Linked DNA regions of Homo sapiens: region 2 is linked to region 1. A link is a loop called in an ENCODE intact Hi-C map of the cell type or tissue named here. Cell type or tissue: heart left ventricle. All regions are shown on one strand. Links, peaks and the distances in the headings refer to the core of each region. The heading gives the core; the rest is flanking DNA. Region 1 overlaps UPB1 (beta-ureidopropionase 1). Region 2 overlaps SUSD2 (sushi domain containing 2).

What was found. Peaks named below come from ENCODE experiments on the same cell type or tissue, not always from the same donor. Only the 100,000 strongest peaks of a DNase experiment are listed, where the experiment ranks them.
Region 2: it touches region 1 in a loop (5-fold over the local background); 23 of 110 quality-filtered maps call a loop at or near these places.

Annotation. Positions count from the first base shown.
Region 1 is chr22:24,522,230-24,530,551 of GRCh38, reverse strand. It overlaps UPB1 (beta-ureidopropionase 1), which reads right to left. Exons shown (of 10, transcript NM_016327.3): 9 at 6,779-6,933; 10 at 2,162-4,841. The coding sequence ends at 4,758. Among named protein-coding and RNA genes, the nearest start is that of GUCD1, 29 kb to the left of the region's middle. RefSeq lists an enhancer at 4,634-4,813. In heart left ventricle, for the core only: CTCF peaks have their summits at 4,727 and 4,930 (motif pointing right); a DNase peak (open chromatin) is centred at 4,931; H3K27ac peaks cover 554 bases.
Region 2 is chr22:24,184,855-24,193,176 of GRCh38, reverse strand. SUSD2 (sushi domain containing 2) reads right to left here. Exons shown (of 15, transcript NM_019601.4): 5 at 8,237-8,322; 6 at 7,882-8,083; 7 at 7,606-7,691; 8 at 7,248-7,516; 9 at 7,018-7,161; 10 at 6,762-6,920; 11 at 5,727-5,975; 12 at 5,334-5,606; 13 at 5,042-5,218; 14 at 4,850-4,952; 15 at 4,071-4,765. The coding sequence ends at 4,741. Among named protein-coding and RNA genes, the nearest start is that of SUSD2, 7.5 kb to the right of the region's middle. RefSeq lists an enhancer at 2,963-3,604. In heart left ventricle, for the core only: a CTCF peak has its summit at 3,336; a DNase peak (open chromatin) is centred at 3,316.

The DNA of each region.
Region 1 (8,322 bases), core at 26-8,025:
GATTCTCGTGCCTCAGCCTCCCAAGTAGCTGGGAGTACAGGCGCACGCCACCACACCCAGCTAATTTTTGTATTTTTAGTGAGACAGGGTTTCACCATGTTGGCCAGGTTGGTCTTGAACTCCTGACCTCAAGTGATCCACCGGTCTCGGCCTCCCAAAGTGCTGGGATTACAGATTTGAGCCACCATGCCCAGCTGGAATTTGCCCATTTAATCTAGGCTATCCAGTTTGTTTCCATACAACTGTCTGTAGTACTTTATAACCCTTTTTACTTCTGTAGAATTGGTAGTAGTGTCCCGATTTTCATTTCTCCTTTTAGTAATTTGACTCTTTTTCTTACTCAATCTAGCTAAAGGTTGTCAATTTTGTTGATCTTTTTGACGAAGCAACTTTTGATTTTGTTGACTTTCTCTTTTTTTCTTTTTCTATTCTCTAGCTCTGTTATCTTCCTTCTAGCTCTGTTCTTATTGGCTTCCTTCTGTTAGCTCTTTCATTTGCTCTTTTTTTGTGCCTTAATGTGTAAATAATGTGTACAGTTCAGTTGGTTTTGTTTGTTTGTTTTTTTTTTTTTAGAGACAGGATCTTGCTCTGTTGCTCAAGCTAGAGTGCAGTGGTGCCATCATAGCTCACTTAGCTCACTGCAGCCTCAAACTCCTGGGCTCAAGCAATCCTCTCACCTCAGCCTCTGGAATAGCTGGGACTATAGGTGTGCACCACCATCCCTGGCTAATTTTTAAATTTTTTGTAGAGGGGCCAGGCAATTCTCCCACCTCAGCCTCCTAAAGTGCTGGAATTATGGGTGGGAACCACCATGCCTAGACTCTTCTTTTTAAATGTAAGCATTTATAGCTATAAATTTCTTTCAGTACTGCTTTTGCTGTATCCCACAGGTTTCGGTGTGTTTTTGTTTCATGTGTCTCAAGATATCTAACTTCCCTTATGATTTCTTTTTTGATCCATTGGTTGTTTAAAAGTGTGTTGTTGGTCAGGAAGGGTGGCTGATGCCTGTAATCTCAGCACTTTGGGAGGTTGAGGCGGGCGGATCACTTGAGACCAGGAGTTCAAAACCAGCCTGGCCAACACGGCAAAACCCTGTCTCTACTAAAAATACAAAAATTAGCCAGGCATGGTGGCATGTGCCTGTAGTCCCAGCTATTTGGGAGGGTGAGGTACGAGAATCACTTGAACCTGGGAGGCGGAGATTGCAGTGAGCCACAGTTGTGTCAGAACAAGACTCTGTCTCAGAAAACAAAAAGTGTGTTAATTTTTTTTTTTTTTTTTTTGAGATGGAGTCTTGCTCTGTCTCCCAGGCTGGAGTGCAGTGGGGCAATCTTGGCTCACTGAAAGCTCCATCTCCCAGGTTCACATTCTCCTGCCTCAGCCTCCCGAGTAGCTGGGACTACGGGCACCTGCCACCACACCTGGCTAATTTTTTGTATTTTTAGTAGAGATGGGGTTTCACTGTGTGAGCCAGGATGGTCTCAATCTCCTGACCTTGGGATCCACCTGCCTCGGCCTCCCAAAGTGCTGGGATTACAGGCGTGAGCCACCGCACCCGGCCATTGTTTAATTTTTAAAACTTTCAACTACTGATTTCTAGTTTTGTTCCATTGTGATGGGAAAATACACTTTTATGATTTTAATCTTTAAGTTTACTGGGAATTTTTTGTGGTCTAATACGTGGTCTGGTTTATATTTAATAATGCCTTAGCCCTTTTTTTCCTATTAATTTTTTTTAAATTTTATAGAGACAAGGTCTATGTTGTCCAGGCTGGTCTTCAACTCCTGAGCTCAAGTGATCCCCCTGTCTCAGCCTCCCAAAGTGCTGGGATTACAGATGTGAGCCACTGTGCACAGCCTCCTTTTTTTCTTTTGGGCACACTGAAGTTCACCTACTCCACCCCAGATTCCGGCAATAAAGCTATAGCCTGGCAGGAAGGTGGCCTTCCAGAACTGAGAATTTCTAGGGAGAAATTCTTGAGCCCAGCCACCTGTTATCTTACCGGTGAGAAAACTGAGGGGTCAGAAGGCTTCATCCAAGATTGCACAGGGGCCCACAGGCCTGCAGGCCATGTACACTGAACCACTGCAATTTCTTGTCTGAGAGACTGCCCTGTAGCATCAGCAATGATCACCAGGAAGCAAAAACCTCCACCACAGATTCATTCAAATGTTTACTGAGCATCTGCATGTTCCAGGGATGAGTTAAACCTTGAAATGACCTTGGCTGTACAGGGCCTGCATACTCTAAGATGGGCCTGACTGTTCTGTTTCCAGGCAATGAGAGTTGCAGATAATCAAAGAGTTGTGGTCCATTTATTCATGCCTGTTTCACAAATGTACCAATTTGTCACCTAAGCTGGCTTCTGTATTAGGTTGATTACACCCTCTAGAAACCAAAAACACTAAGGTGTTTTGTTTTGTTTTGTTTTTTGAGACGGAGTCTCACTCTGTCGCCAAGCTGGAGTGCAGTGGTGTGATCTCGGCTCACTGCAACCTCCGCCTCCCGGGTTCAAGTGATTCTCCTCCCTCAGCCTGCTGAGTACCTGGGACTACAGGCGTGCGCCACCATACCCAGCTAATTTTTGTATTTTTAGTAGAGATGGGGTTTCACCATGTTGGCCAGGATGGTTTCCATCTCTTGACCTTGTGATCTGCCCGCCTTGGCTGACACTAAATTTTGAAAGCTAAAGGAACAGGCAAAAAAGCTCACTGTGTCTGTAGGACTGGAATTTTTTTTTTTTTTTTTTAAAGGTGCAAGAAGGGCCATTAGGTAAAGTGAAAACCTGCAGCACAGAGAGTTCAAGGAAGTTACCGCAGAGCTGTGGCCAGGCAGCTCCATCAGGGTTTCTCATCCTTGGTGGCTGTCCAGGAGTACCCTAGCCCTGACATGGAGGTTTCCATATAGTTCAGCTGCTGGGCCAGTGAAGGGATGAAGCTGCCTTCTCTGGCTGCCTTCTCTGATTGGGAACAATAAGCGGGGAATTACAGAATCTCAACCCCACCTCCAACCCGATACTCTGGTTAACTGCTATTTGAGACTTGGCAGGTTGGGCTCTTGCCGTGTTGTTCAGGGACAGGGCTAAATAGGCGCTGCACTGATAACTGCCAAGGGGCTCCCTGGCCCATCTAGTCTGTCTCTTACCAGTGTCTTGACATAAAGCAGGAATATGGTCCCCACCCCTTTTTTTTTTTGGAGATAGGCTCTCACTCTGTTGTCCAGGCTGGAGCACAGTGGCGTGATCTCAGCTCACTGCAGCCTTTGCCTCCCAGATTCAAGCAATTCTCATACCTCAGCCTGCTGAGTAGCTGGGATTATAGGCATGCGCCACCATGCCCAGCTAATTTTTGTATTTTTAGTAGAGACGGGGTTTCGCCGTGTTGGCCAGGCTGGTCTTGAACTCCTGACCTCAAGTGATCCACCTGCCTTGGCTTCCCAAAGTGCTGGGATCACAGGCATAAGCCACCCCACCACACCTGGCCCAGTCCCATTTTACAGATGTAAAAACCAAGGTGTAGAGAAGTGAGTAATCTGATGTGTAAAATGGAGCTCAACCACATTAGCAGAACTAGCAGAATTAGTAGGTGATGGATAGAGATATAAAAGGATTTAGTGCAACAAATTACCTTCTATGATGATGGAATCTGGTCAGGCAAGTCTGATATCCACAGGACAAGCCATCAGAAAGGGCAGGCTGGAACTCTGGGCACAAACTGATGGCTGATGGCTAGTCTCGCACATAAATAACTATTGCTGCACCATGCCATGGACTACCAACTACCCTCTTTACCCTGACTCTATGGAAATAGAGTCATTGATGCCTTTAAGTTCAATCAAACTAGGGAAGAATTCTAAAAAAATCCAGAACCAATGCAGAAAACTCATCTTTAAGATTCTATTTTTCTAGAACCACTTTTGGCACCAAAATCTGTATCAGTCAGATTCAACTAGAGAAGCAGAACCAGTAGGGGATATATTGAGATTTATTGCAAGGAATTGACTTCAGTGATTGTAGGAGCTGGCTAGTCATGTCTAAACTCTGTGAGGCAGGCTATCAGAAGGGCAGACTGTCAGGAACTCTCGCCAAGCACTGGGCTGCTGTCCTCAGGCAGAATTTCTTCCTCAGGGAAACCCTTAGCTCTGTTCTTTAGGCCTTCTGACTAATCAGGTCAGGCTGACCCAGATTATCTGAGATAATCTCACTTACTTAGTCAATTGGGAATGGACTTCTGTCACATCTACAAAATACCTTCACAGAAATACCTAGATTAGTGTCTGATTGAATTACTGGTGACTGTGGCCTAGCTAAGCTGACACATCCAAAGACCATCCGACCCACCACAGCCTTGCTGTAGGCTCAGGGTCTCTGGATCAGCCCTCACCCTCTTCCCACTGGTGTACGGGATGGACAGCATCATCTGCCTAACCTCAAATCCACCTGCACAAGCAGTACCTGGGCATTTTTTTTTTTAGTTGAGGTAAAATTTACATAACAAACATTCTGAAGTATACAAATTCAGTGGCATTTAGTACATTCACCTCTACCTAGTCCCCAAACATTTCCAATACCCCAGAAGTAAGCAGCCCCTTACCCATTAAGAAGTCACTCCCCATGCCACTCTCCCCCTGCCTGGGAATTTTAAAACCAACCTGGACAATGTTATTGGGGAGAACCTGGACATGTTAAGCCTGCCACACTTGCTAATCCACTGGGGCAGAGGTGTCTTCCTCACCCCAAGGCAGGCACTGAAGCCGGCTACTCTTTCACGATGGTGGGGCTGTAGTTGGACTTGACAGCTTCGGCGAGCTCCCGTGCGTACATCTCATACCTGCCCGTCATCTGAAAGCAAAACACAGATGTACTTTAGAGGTTCTGGTTTTATAAATCCCCATCACTTACACGCCACCACCTCTTGCCACTGGAGGGCAGTCATGGGGCAGGAACGCATCAGGAAGGCTCGTTGACAGTGACCTCTTGGCACTGATTCTAGTACTGTGGCAAAGTTCACAGATGCTACAATGACTCATACAGCCCAGCATTGGCTGCTGTGACCCCTTCGACCTGTCTATCCAGAAAGTGTGGTCTGCTGAGGCAGGATGGAGAAGGGGAGTCCCGTGGTCCTGTTGCTCCCCAGAAGAGCATCCTACAGCCCAGAGAGGAGTGACCTGCTCCAGGTCACTAGCCAGTTGTAGAAAAGGCTGGGATTTGAACCAGGGGCTCCTGGATGGGCCTGGAGTTCTGTCTACTCCATGTGGCATCTCATCGTGGATACAGAGGCTGGTGGAGTTGGAAAGCCCACCCACAGTGCTCACACCCAGCACACCCTCCCTCCCTCCCTCCTTTCCCAAGGTGGATTACTCCCAAAAGCCTTGACAGGAGCTCAGGCCCATTACCAAAGTTGGGAAGGCTTCTGCTTCTAAGAAGTGTCTAATGAGAAAACATTTGGTTTACTGCTCCTGGGATACTTATTAAAAAGAGTTGGCCAGCATTCTTGGCTCCCTTCTGATTTGGGTGGAATCCTACATTCATCCTAGTTGCCCAGGAAGAGGAGAGAGAGGTCAGGAGACTCTCTCATGCCCAATACCTTGTTTGTCTGACAAGGATCCGAGACTGAGGAACCCATGCTCAGAAAACAGGATCAAGGCCAAAAGCCCATGTCTGGGTGGATTAGAGGCCCTGGTGGTCTTTTAGTCACACCGGGCAAAGTCAGTTATAACAATGGACATTTGCATATACAATTTGCTTATAAAAGGTTGCTGAGGCAGGGCACAGTGGCTTATGTCTATAATCCTGGTATTTTGGGAGCCCGAGGTGCGAGGATTGCTTGAAGCCAGGAGTTCAAGACCAGCCTGGGCAACATAGTGAGACTCGGTCTCTATAAAAAATTTTAAAAATTAGCTGGGTGTGGTGGTGGTGCACGCCTATAGTCCCAGTTACTCGGGAGGCTGAGGTGGGAGGATGGCTTGAGCCCAGGAGGTCAAGGCTGCCATGATCTATGGCTGTGCCATTGGTCCAGCCTAGATGACAGAGCCAAGACCTTGTCTCCATGCCCCCTACTCCACCAAAAAAGAAAAAGGGGTGCTGAGTTGGTGGAAATACTTTCGGACACTAATACAGCAAACTCTGAAGCTGTGAGCCTTTCTAGGGTGGAGTCCCATCCCAGGAGGGCAGACATCTCCATTCCTCTGACTCCTGACATCACAGGGCATTAGGTGTCAAAGCCAGCATGGGACCTTCGAGTTAAGCCCCGTATTTTACAACTGGGAGTACTAAGGCTTGGGAGCACAAGGGGCTTAATTAAGGTGACCAAGGAAGGAAGGCTGTGGCAGAGCCAGGCCTAGATTCCATTTCTCTGCATGACCCATTTCCTGCTATCGTCAAGGCCTAGACTGCAGGGACTGGCCACAAGCAGAACCAGACATGCATATTTATCTTGTGATAAGTGCAAATGCCTGGAAAGGAAAAAGGATTAGAGGAGCCAATCCATTCTATTCTCTGGACAAATGAAATTGAGATTAATTTGTCTGAAGGCACCCAGAATCTAAATCAGATGAGAGGAGAATTTATTGCAGCCTGCTGCTTGTACATTGTTTGACCCAACTGTTCCTCCCGGGAGCCAGCAAGGAGGCAGAGATTCAGCCCTCAGCTCACACAGAGCCCTCAGGTGGGAGCTGGTACCTCATGCTGCCATGGGCAACCCCGCAACAGCAGTTCCTGAGAGCAGGATGAGGGCCAAAGCAGAGGAGCAGGCAACAACAGGGGTCCTGGGGACCTACCTTGAAGTTCCAGACATCATTCACCTGCTGGCAGAGGTTTAGGTCGAGCTTAGCAACTAGCAGTCCATCCCGGCTACGGGACAGCCCAGGAGTCCGGCTGCTGTCAGGGGCTGCCACATAGCTCGAGCCATAAAAGTAGCCAAAGTCCTGGTGAGCTTTAAAGGAACAAAGAAACACATCTGTGAGCTTGTGTAGATGCACTGTGGGCTCCACAGAGGGTCAGGCACCTTGAGGCAGGCCCAGGACACGGAGTCCATGCCATCCTCCCCAGTGTCTGCCAAATGCTGAGGCCCAAAAGGCCTGTCTCTCATCTCAGGCCTGAAGGCCCAGCAAATTGCTGCAAATGGCCCCCTTATGCTGCTTCCCTTTGCCCCTGGGGAAATGTCTAAATGTCACCCTTCTGAGAGGTGTCACTTCTACCCACAGCCTAAGGAAAACAGAAAGTCACACTCTGGGGGCTTCCTATGGGGGCCCTCACAGTGAGCTGGAGGCTCTGCCTTCATCTGCCTTGCCAGCTGCGTCACCCTTATCCTCCCTCCAGGCCTTGGTCCCTTCACCAGTCAGGGAGGACTAGCAGCCACCCCACACATGTGTAAGGAGCAGGTGGGGCTGGGCAGGGCCTAGCATGGCCCAGATGCAGCAGGCACCCAGTGGACGCTCATTCCCCTGCCCTTTCTGCATCTCTATTTGCAGTAAGTTAACTAGGATCAGGGACTCTAGAAGTCGGGGGACCTGAAATGGCGGCATCTGGGACCCTTTCAGGAAGTGTTTTCCTGGAAAACAGACTCGCTCAGCCCCTTCTGGCATTTTTTTTTTTTTTTTTTTTTTTTAGGTGGCATTTCCCTCCTGTTGCCCAGGCTGGAGTGCAATGGTGCGATGTCAGCTCACCACAACCTCCACCTCCTGGGTTCAAGCAATTCTCCTGCCTCAGCCTCCTGAGTAGCTGGGATTATAGGTATGGGCCACCATGCCCGGCTAATTTTTTGTATTTTTTTTTTTTTTTTAGTAGAGACTGGGTTTCTCCATGTTGGTCAGGCTGGCCTCAAACTCCCAACCTCAGGTGATCCGCCCGCCTCAGCCTCCCAAAGTACTGGGATTACAGGCATGAGACACCATGCCTGGCCTCCTCCTGGCTTTCTAGAGGACACTCTGAGCTACCTCCAAGTGTCCAAGCTACCTCACCAAGGTTCAGATACCTCCTTGGTGAGGGGGGCAGTCCCTACCTCCCTCATTCTTGGCCAGAGACATGGGAAAGGAGTCTTTAGGGTTCTTAGCAGAGGTGAGGTGGTATATGCCCTTGGATCAAAACAAGCCATGGACTCTAGAAACCCAGGGCCATCCATGCCAATGCCCTGTGGCATCAGTACAGCTGGTTTGGGCAAGGGGAGGGGGGACAAGGACAAAGGAAAGTGGAAAGGGAGATCTATGGGCTGGATGAGAGCACCTCTCCCTTTCAGAGAGCTCACAGAGGATCCCCCACATCCTCTTGGTTCATCTTCACACCAGTCCCGGGGAATGGATGGAGTCCAACCCACTCCTCAAGC
Region 2 (8,322 bases), core at 146-8,145, 340 kb after region 1:
TGTCTGTAATCCCAGCACTTTGGGAGGCCAAGGCACAAGGATCATCTGAGGTCAAGAGTTCAAGACCAGCCTGGCCAACATGGTGAAACCCCATCTCTACTAAAAATACAAAAATTAGCTGGGTGTGGTGGTGGGCGCCTGTGGTCCCAGCTACTAGGGAGGCTGAGGCAGGAAAATAGCTTGAACCTGGGAGGCGGAGGTTGCAGTGACCTGAGATTGCACCACTGCACTTCAGCCTAGGGACAGACGGAGACTCTGTCTCAAAAAAAGAAAAAAAAAAAAAATCCTCCCCACCCCAAATCATGCACTGTCCTCTTGAAATCATCCACACTCCCTATCTCCTGCTAGCCCTGGGGTGATCAAGTGCCTGCTGTGGCCCATCGGGAGACGCCTCTCCTCAGGGTCCAGTGCTGCCGAGGAGGAGGGAGTGGCCAGTGTAGTGCGTTGTAGGAGTGGGAAGTCAGGGGGGGCTTCCTGGAGGAGTCTGGCTCCAGCTGAGTATCAAAGGAGAGATTCCCATCGCCCTTTCCCCTAAGAAGCAGGGTATATCAGCATCTTTATCCCACTGGGATATTCGGCAATGACTCTGTGATTCTCCCCCAACGCATGCTAATAACTTGGTACACCTTGTTTTCCAATTAATCTGCCTTTTGTGAGTTGATTTTTCCTTGAACTTTCAGAGGGTAAAGGGGAAGTTTTCCCTTGGCCCCTACATTATGGTGTCCAGCATATGACATTTTATGGCTACTTGACATCGGTTAGTCTAGAACCCACCTAGCAAGTGGCGTCAAGGTGGGAGTGAGGCGTGACTGCTGTGACACCCCATCACATTTCAGTGCCTCTCTGGGCCTGATAATTAAAGGGGGCTCTCGTTCCTCAGATAAAAATTTCTTTTTGGCCGGGCACAGTGGATCATGCCTGTAATCCCAGCACTTAGGGAGGCCGAGGCAGGAGGATTGCTTGACCCCAGGAGTTCAAGACCAGCCTGAGCGTGCCTGTGGCCCCAGCTACTTGTGAGGCTGAGGCAGGAGGATCACCTCAGCCTGGGAGGTTGAGGCGGCAATGAGCTATGATCGCACCACTGCACTCCAGCCTGGGTGACAGAGTGAGACCCTGTCTCACAGAAGAAAAGTTTCTTTCCCATCTCAGCACCAACTAACTGCTTCAACAAATGGTCCCTGAAACATATTAAGGCTTAATCACAAAAGAAGTTTATTTCCTGGTCCTGGAAGAGTAGTGGGTGGGTGATCAGGTCAGCAGGGACTTGGTTGGCATGACTTCCAAAGTCAGTCATCCTCACATCCTTGCAACAAAGGGAGCTGGTGAAAGCCTGAAGGGGTGCCTGTGGGAAGCCGCACTCCTCCACGATGCCTCCTTGACTTCCCACTCCTACAGTGCGCTGCACCGACCCCCCCGCCTCCTCCTTGGCAGCATTGGACCCTGAGGACAGGGGTGTCCTGATGGGCCTAGCAGAGGTCTGGCCCACAGCAGGCACTCGGCCACCCTGGGGCTTGCAGAAGGAAGCAGCTTGGCAGAAGAAGGGGTCCCTTGCTCCCCAGCTGTGCCTGTACTGTACTGTACCGAGTCAGAGCCCTCCCTGGCCCCCAGATCAGCCGCACCCACTGTGCTCAGCCAACAGGAGACCTAGTGGGAGGCTGGAGGGCAGGGGGCACAGAGAAGCCGGGCTTCCCTACTCTAGCCAGCAGGGGACCTGCAGCTGGGCTGTCACCTCTGTGACTCCCCTTGGCCCACAGGCCTGCGTGACGCCCGCTTCCATGGGATCTGGGCCTGGCTCCCATAGCACATTCCTTCCTCCCTTTGCCCTTCTGCCCAAGGTGGGTCTTAGGATCCTGCTGGTACCTCATCGGCTCCTGTTTGACCCCCCCAGCTCTCTCATCACCTGTGTCTCCAAAGCCCTGGATTACCATCTGCCCCACTCTGACTGGTACCACCACGATGGTACCGGCCATTGGGTGACTCTGATACTCCATCATTTCAACCCTACTGTAAGCCACCCGCAAGCTCCCATGGCTGCCCGTCCTGCAAGCCCTGGGCTGCTATTTGGGAGACCATCTCCCTGAGGCAGCGGTCCCTGCCTTTGATGTCTCTAGAGAGTCTGCACCGGCTCCAGGCCTTCTGCCTTTGCACAGGCCCTGTCTCTATCTCTTTCGGGCCCCAGGAAAAGCCCCTGGCAGGTGGTGGGGCTTCCCAGCCTGGCCTGCCCCTGGCACTGGGAACATCTGATGTCTGGGACTGGGGCCACAGACAGGGCACCCTTTCTCCTGCTGGAAAGGGGAGGTGGGGGGGCAGACCAAGGGCCCATCCTGGAGGGAGACTGGTGGGGGTGGGGGAGCCCGAGGCAGGCCACACTTTGCTCTTAGGATGAAATCTAAATGCCTTGGCCTGGCAGGGGAGGCCTTGGCTGGCCCCCACCCCTGTCATTCCGCAGACATGACTGCACTTCTCTTTCTCTGAGCCTTTGCATAGACTGCTCCTCTACCCAGAACCCCTGTCCATCTGGAACCCCTGTCCAACCAATCAGAGCTCTGAGAATCCAACCTGTTTCTTGACCTCAGTTCGGGGGCTGCTCTTGTCTGGGACACCCTCTAGTGGACCTGATGAGCTGCCAAGCTGCCCCTGCCGCTCTTGGGCCCCCTGAAAACCTGTGCCCGCTCCCTCATGTCCAGGCCTTGACCCGGAAACTGACCTCTCACCCACTGACACGTGGCCGGCCCAGGCCTGGCGTGGCACAGGGGTGCGCTGGGGATTCAGACAGTGGGAGGGGAGCCCTGCCTTACCTCATCTGTAGGGAGGAAAGTACCTGCCCAGCCCGCCAAGGGGCTGACCCTCAGCCCCACCATGCCTGGAGGTGCAAACCCAGGGGAATGGGGAAGCAACGGAGTGAGCTCTAGAAAGAGAGAAGGCCAGACCCCATTCCCCTCCGCTAGCCTCCCGCCACCCCTGCCCTGCAACCCTCAGCTCGGTTCCCGCACACGTGCCCCATCATGCACATTCACCTCCTCCAGGAAGGCCTCAGATGAGACATGTCTCTGCCTCCCCAGCTCTCCCATTCACCAAGGGCAAGGCTGAGCAGGTGAGAGGCCTGGACTCCCACCCCATGGTCAGTGCCCGCTGAATGACCTGGGGAGACCTGTGCAACCTCTTCAACACTCCTGAGATGCGGGGATGACCCAGGTGCGGGGAGGCGGAGGGGTGGGCTGTGCGCAGACCTTGGCTGCGGTTGTGACCAAGTCGGCTGACCCAGCTGCAGGGCAGGGCTGACTGCCCTCCCAACCTCCTGCCACCCAGACTCGCTGTTCCTATCCTCTGCTGCCCCTATATGGCCACTCCCAGCGCTGCAGGTCACACTGAGGCGGCTCAACTCCCCACCCAGTGTTCTCTACCTGGCCCCCAACTTCCAGCCTCACCCTCTCCAGCACTTTCTCTGAGACCTAAGGGGCAAACCCGACCAATGCTACCCTGCCTGAGTCCCCATTCGGGACCCTCTCCACAAAGGTTGATGGACCCTGGTCATCCTCCAGCTGCTTCCAGGTCTGTGCCTCCATGCCAGGCCCCACAGGAAGCGCCGACAAAGAGCTGCTCAGGTGGGCCACCGTGGCCTGAGGCCTGGGCTCTGTGCCCAGATTCTGGACATTCCTGGGCTAAGGAGCCTGGGCGCTGGTCTCCTGAGGACTTGGAACTGATCCTGCCAGCGACTGCACCCAGCCAAGGAGCCGAGGCTGCAGGGCAGTGCTTGCCAGAGCACGCCAGGGCGTGGTGAGGGGGTGGCACCTCTGTTGAGGGAGGGGTTGTCCTTCTCCATCTCCTGAGTGACCCAAGTGAGCCCTGTGCTGTGTTGGCGGCCTCCCCACCCCACGAGGCGGCCACAGTTCTCCATCCCACTGCATACATGGAGAGAGAGCCTGGGGAGGGAGCATCCCCGGCAACCTCGTGGAGGAAGCAGGCAGGGCTCAGACCTGCCTCACTCTGGATACTGTTGGTGGTGACCCCGGGAGGCGGTCATGGAACTCTCCAGAACCAGGGCGCAGCATGAACACCAGGAGACCAGGGAAGGAAACAAGGCGCTTGTTTTCTCTTTGCACAGGCAGGGAGGGTGTTCCTGAGTGACCTTCCAGAAGAGTTCGAAATTATAAGCCTGGAGTGCCGAGGGAGGCCTCTGCCGCTGGGGGTCTCGCTGTCTGCTTTGGGGTTCTGGGGCCTCTCCTTACCCCATCTGGGGTCCCAGGATGGGCCCAGGGGTCCAGGAACCAAGGCAGCACTGCACTGGTGCCCGCACGGTCCGGGAGCAGGCCTCCGTAGATCAGGGGTCAGGGGCCCCGGCATCAGGCTCTGGGGAGTGAGGTATTGGAATCTGAGGCTCAGGGGTCAGGGGCCCCGGCGTCAGGCTCTAGGGAGTGAGCTATTGGAATCTGAGGCTCAGGTGTGGGAGTGTCAGGGCTCAGGACATAGGTATTAGAATCCCAGGGTATGAAGTTTCAGGTTTGGGGAATTAGAGCCGTGAGTATTTGGGGAAGAGCACGGAGCGCTGCTAGCACGGGGCTTGGGTGTTGGAACACTGGGCCTCCTGCCTGGGGTCTGAGATGACAGAGTAGGGGGTTAAATGCCCAGGTATCAAGTATCCAGGTCCCAGGTGTCTGGTCCTGGGGATGCGGGAGTCGCAGGACTGGGCTGCCTGTTCTCAGGAGTCTTGGCCTGGTGCTCACAGCCAAGCTGCTCCCATCAGGGCTGTGCACCCCAGACGTGCCTGCAACAGAAACGCAGTTAGAAGTAGCCTCGGTGGTCCCACCGGCTGTCTCGGGGTCTTGGGAGAGGGGCTGGGGGGTCTCACGTGTTGCCCTTCCTGCGGCGCAGCAGCACATAGACGAGCGCAACCGCCGCCACCACCGCGAGGCCCCCAAAGATGATGCCCAACAGCACCGCGTAGCTGCGTCCTGGTGAGGGAGCGAGTGTCAGTGAGGGGGCTCTCTGGGGTGGTGAGTGGGGACAGGTGCAGGCAGGTGTATGAGCAGAGTGTCCTCACCTGGCTGGCACTTCGGGGTGGGTGAGGACCAGGTGCCGTCAGCCTGGCAGGTGCTGGTCTCTGCCCCGGCCAGGCTGTAGCCGTTGTCACAGTGGAAGTAGATGGTGGAACCCGCCAGGTACCTGTTGCCCTCCTTTTGTCCGTTGGGAGGTGGGGCCAGCCAGCCACAGGACACCACTGGGATGGGGACAGAGTGCAGACAACAGGCCTGAGCTGCCATGCATACACACATCTGGCCACCCCGGGGGGTCCTGTCCCAGCTCCCCGCCCACCCCCACCTGCCCGCCCTCACCTGGCTGCAGGCTCTGCATGCGACGCTGGTGCAGCTGGTGGGCCACCCGAGTGGCAGTGCCCGTGCTCAGGCTCCCAGTGGCTGCCACATCAAAGTTGCAGAAATGATCGTCCCCACATAGTTTGGCTGCCTCTTGTGCCAGGCTGGGGTTGAGGGTGGTCTCACTGGGGAAGAGGGGCTCGAAGGTGGGGTCGTGCTTGGGTTGGTACAGGAAGTTGTGGACCAGGAACCAGGAATCGTAGGTGAGCAGGGAGGACGCATTGTGCACGGTCCCTGGAAGATACATGACCGGGGCCTGGCTGGGCATGGCTCCCTTTGGTCCCCAAGCCCTGCCCGTGCCATGTTTCCAGTAACCCCCACCCCGTCTGCCCCATATACTCCACGGTCACTCACAGTTGGCCCCAAACAGGAACAGCTCCTGGGGACTGGTGCCTGGGGGCAGGACGCGCCCGCTGTGCAGGGTGAAGTCGTCGGTGGGGTCGTTGTTGAGTGTCCCGAGGAGGCCGTGGGTGTGGGTGAGGAACTTCTCAGGCAGCAGGACGGACACACTCAGGAACGGGCCCTGCACGCTGACCTCCAGGCCGGCCCCTGATGCCAGCATGATGGAGACCCTGTCCCCGGCAGCCACCGACAGGAACATTCCTGGGCTCAAGGGGGATGCATTAGGGTCACCCGCTGTGAGCATCTTGTCCCCTCCCGCAGCCCCAGGACAGGGTGGTCGGCACCCAGGGGCTGTGGGTGAGGGCACCTGCAGGGGAAGGGAGGGCGTTCCCGGGGCCAATTCTGCTGACCATGACCCTCCGCCACCCCTGCCATGCTTGCGGTGGAACTCCCAGCGGCACCTGAGGTGCAGCCCCTGCAGTGAATCCCCCATGTTGAGATGCACGTGTGGGTCCCTCTGGCCTTGGCTGCAGCAGCCACACCTGCCTGGGCACGTCCCGAGGGTCCCTGAACCCTCAGTGCTGACAGGCCCCTCCCAGGTCCTCACCCATCCCAACCAGGAATCCTTTCATTGACTCAGTTCCCTGAGGCAAGGGGTTCAGATGTGGAGCTACCACTTGCCAGGGGCATCCTTAACCGTGCAGGGCTGGAGACCTTGCAGTGGCTTTTGAGGACTGAGGGAGTGACAGGAGCACAGGAGTGGCTCTGTGCAGGCCAGCGGTGAACGTTACCAGGGTGAGTTCCCCTCCAGAAGGCTCCCGGGATCCTCCGTAGGGAGGACATGTCCCACCGTCACGGCCTCTCGGCTTTTGACCAGGTGGGTACGACGGGGGCACCTCGGTGGGTGTGAAGGCCTGAGGTCGGACCACCCAGGCCTCTAGCCAGGACTGGGAGAGGCATGAAGGCCCAGGGCTTCCCCTCAGTCTCCCTGCAGGAATGGGGAGGAGGTGAGGGCAGCCCGCAGCCTCGCGTGGCTGGACTGCTCACCTTTCAGGTCCATCCAGCTCTGCTCGGTGAAGCTCAGCACCTCCTGGTTCAGCAGCACCTCCAGACCTCCGGTCCTGTTGGCCAGCCTGACTTCCACCACATCTGAGTTGCCCTCCTGGACGGCCACTGCGGTCAGCCCAGTGCCACGGGTCTCCGTGCCTGCGGTGGTGGGAGCAGAACGGGAGCCACTTGGCTCCAGCCTCCCACCTTGGTTCTACCCCATGCCAACCAGAGCAGCCCCTAGCCCTGGCCTCACCGTTGGACATCGTCCCGGGCTGGGCCCGCGCCTGCACCCTCAGGTCGGTCAGCGCTGCCTCCAGCAGCACGTACTCTCCGCGCCCATTGAATGTGAAGTTGGTGCCGTCGAAGGTCACAAAGTGTGGGTCTCCGAAGGCGGAGGCTAGGGTGAGAGTGGAGGGTCACGTGGGGGTGCACCCCAGCCCAGCCCGATCTTTCCCAGGGTCTGGGGCACGGGATGGCACCCACCCAGTCTTGGGGGCCGGTAGTTGCGGCAGTCATTGGAGGGCCGCCGTTGCATGTAGCGGGGGCAGTCGGGTGCCCAGAGGCAGCAGTAATAGAAGCTGAGGACATCGTAGAGCCAGTGGGACATGCTGGGCACTCGGGGTGGCGTGCGGAACGGGGGTGCGCCCCAGTCATGGCCGCGGTCGGGAGTGCTGCCGCCGCTGGAGTCAGCTGTCAGGAGCTGCGTCCCGTCCGCTGTGTAGCAGCACTGCTGACCTGAGCCGTACCGGAGGCTGCAGGAGCCAGTGAGTCAGGGCCAGGCCACTGTTGGGAGCCCACCCCTGACCCCAATCCCCATACCGGCCCCAGCCTGGGGGCTCACCTGGCCTGCACAGAACGCACACAGTGCACGGCCCCGGGGTGGTAGGTGCACACGCTGCCCTGCTCCATGTCACAGCCGTAGTCCGTCTGCAGAGCAGCAGGTGGCTGTCACCCAGTGGCCTCGGGTTCTGTCATCCCCTCCCTGAGGCCAACCCTGCAGGGGTCCTGAGACCCCAGCCCCACCCTCCAGGACACCTCTGTCTGCCTCCCCTGGTGCTGTCCTCAGTGGGGAGGCTAACCCCTCATCCCCTCTCCTGGGCCCTGATGGGAGGCTCACGAAGAAGCGGCCGGAGTCAGCCCGGGCCTGGGTCAGGGTGCAGGGGCAGTCCGGCAGCTCCTCCAGGAAGTTGGGCAGCTGATCCTCCAGCTCCTCCCAGGCCTGGCACTGAGTTCGTGCCCAGGCCACAGGGTCCTCTCGGAAGTCATCGCTCAGGTGCCAGGCCAGTGCGTGGTCGTTGGTCCAGAGCGCCTGCACGTCCCTGTGGAGGTGATGATGCTGGAGCTGGGCCAGCCCACACCACCCCATGGTCGCCCCACTCTCCCCACCCCCAGCCTGGGCTGCCCAGGCAAGCATGATGGGCCTCGGGCGGCGAGGCCCTCCAGCCATCACCTGCACATCCATGCCTTCTTACTTCTGCCCTGCGTAATTTTTGCTGTCGATGATCCGAAGTGCACCCACTCGCCATCTCTGGTAGCTGGGAGGAGCAGGTTTTGGGGT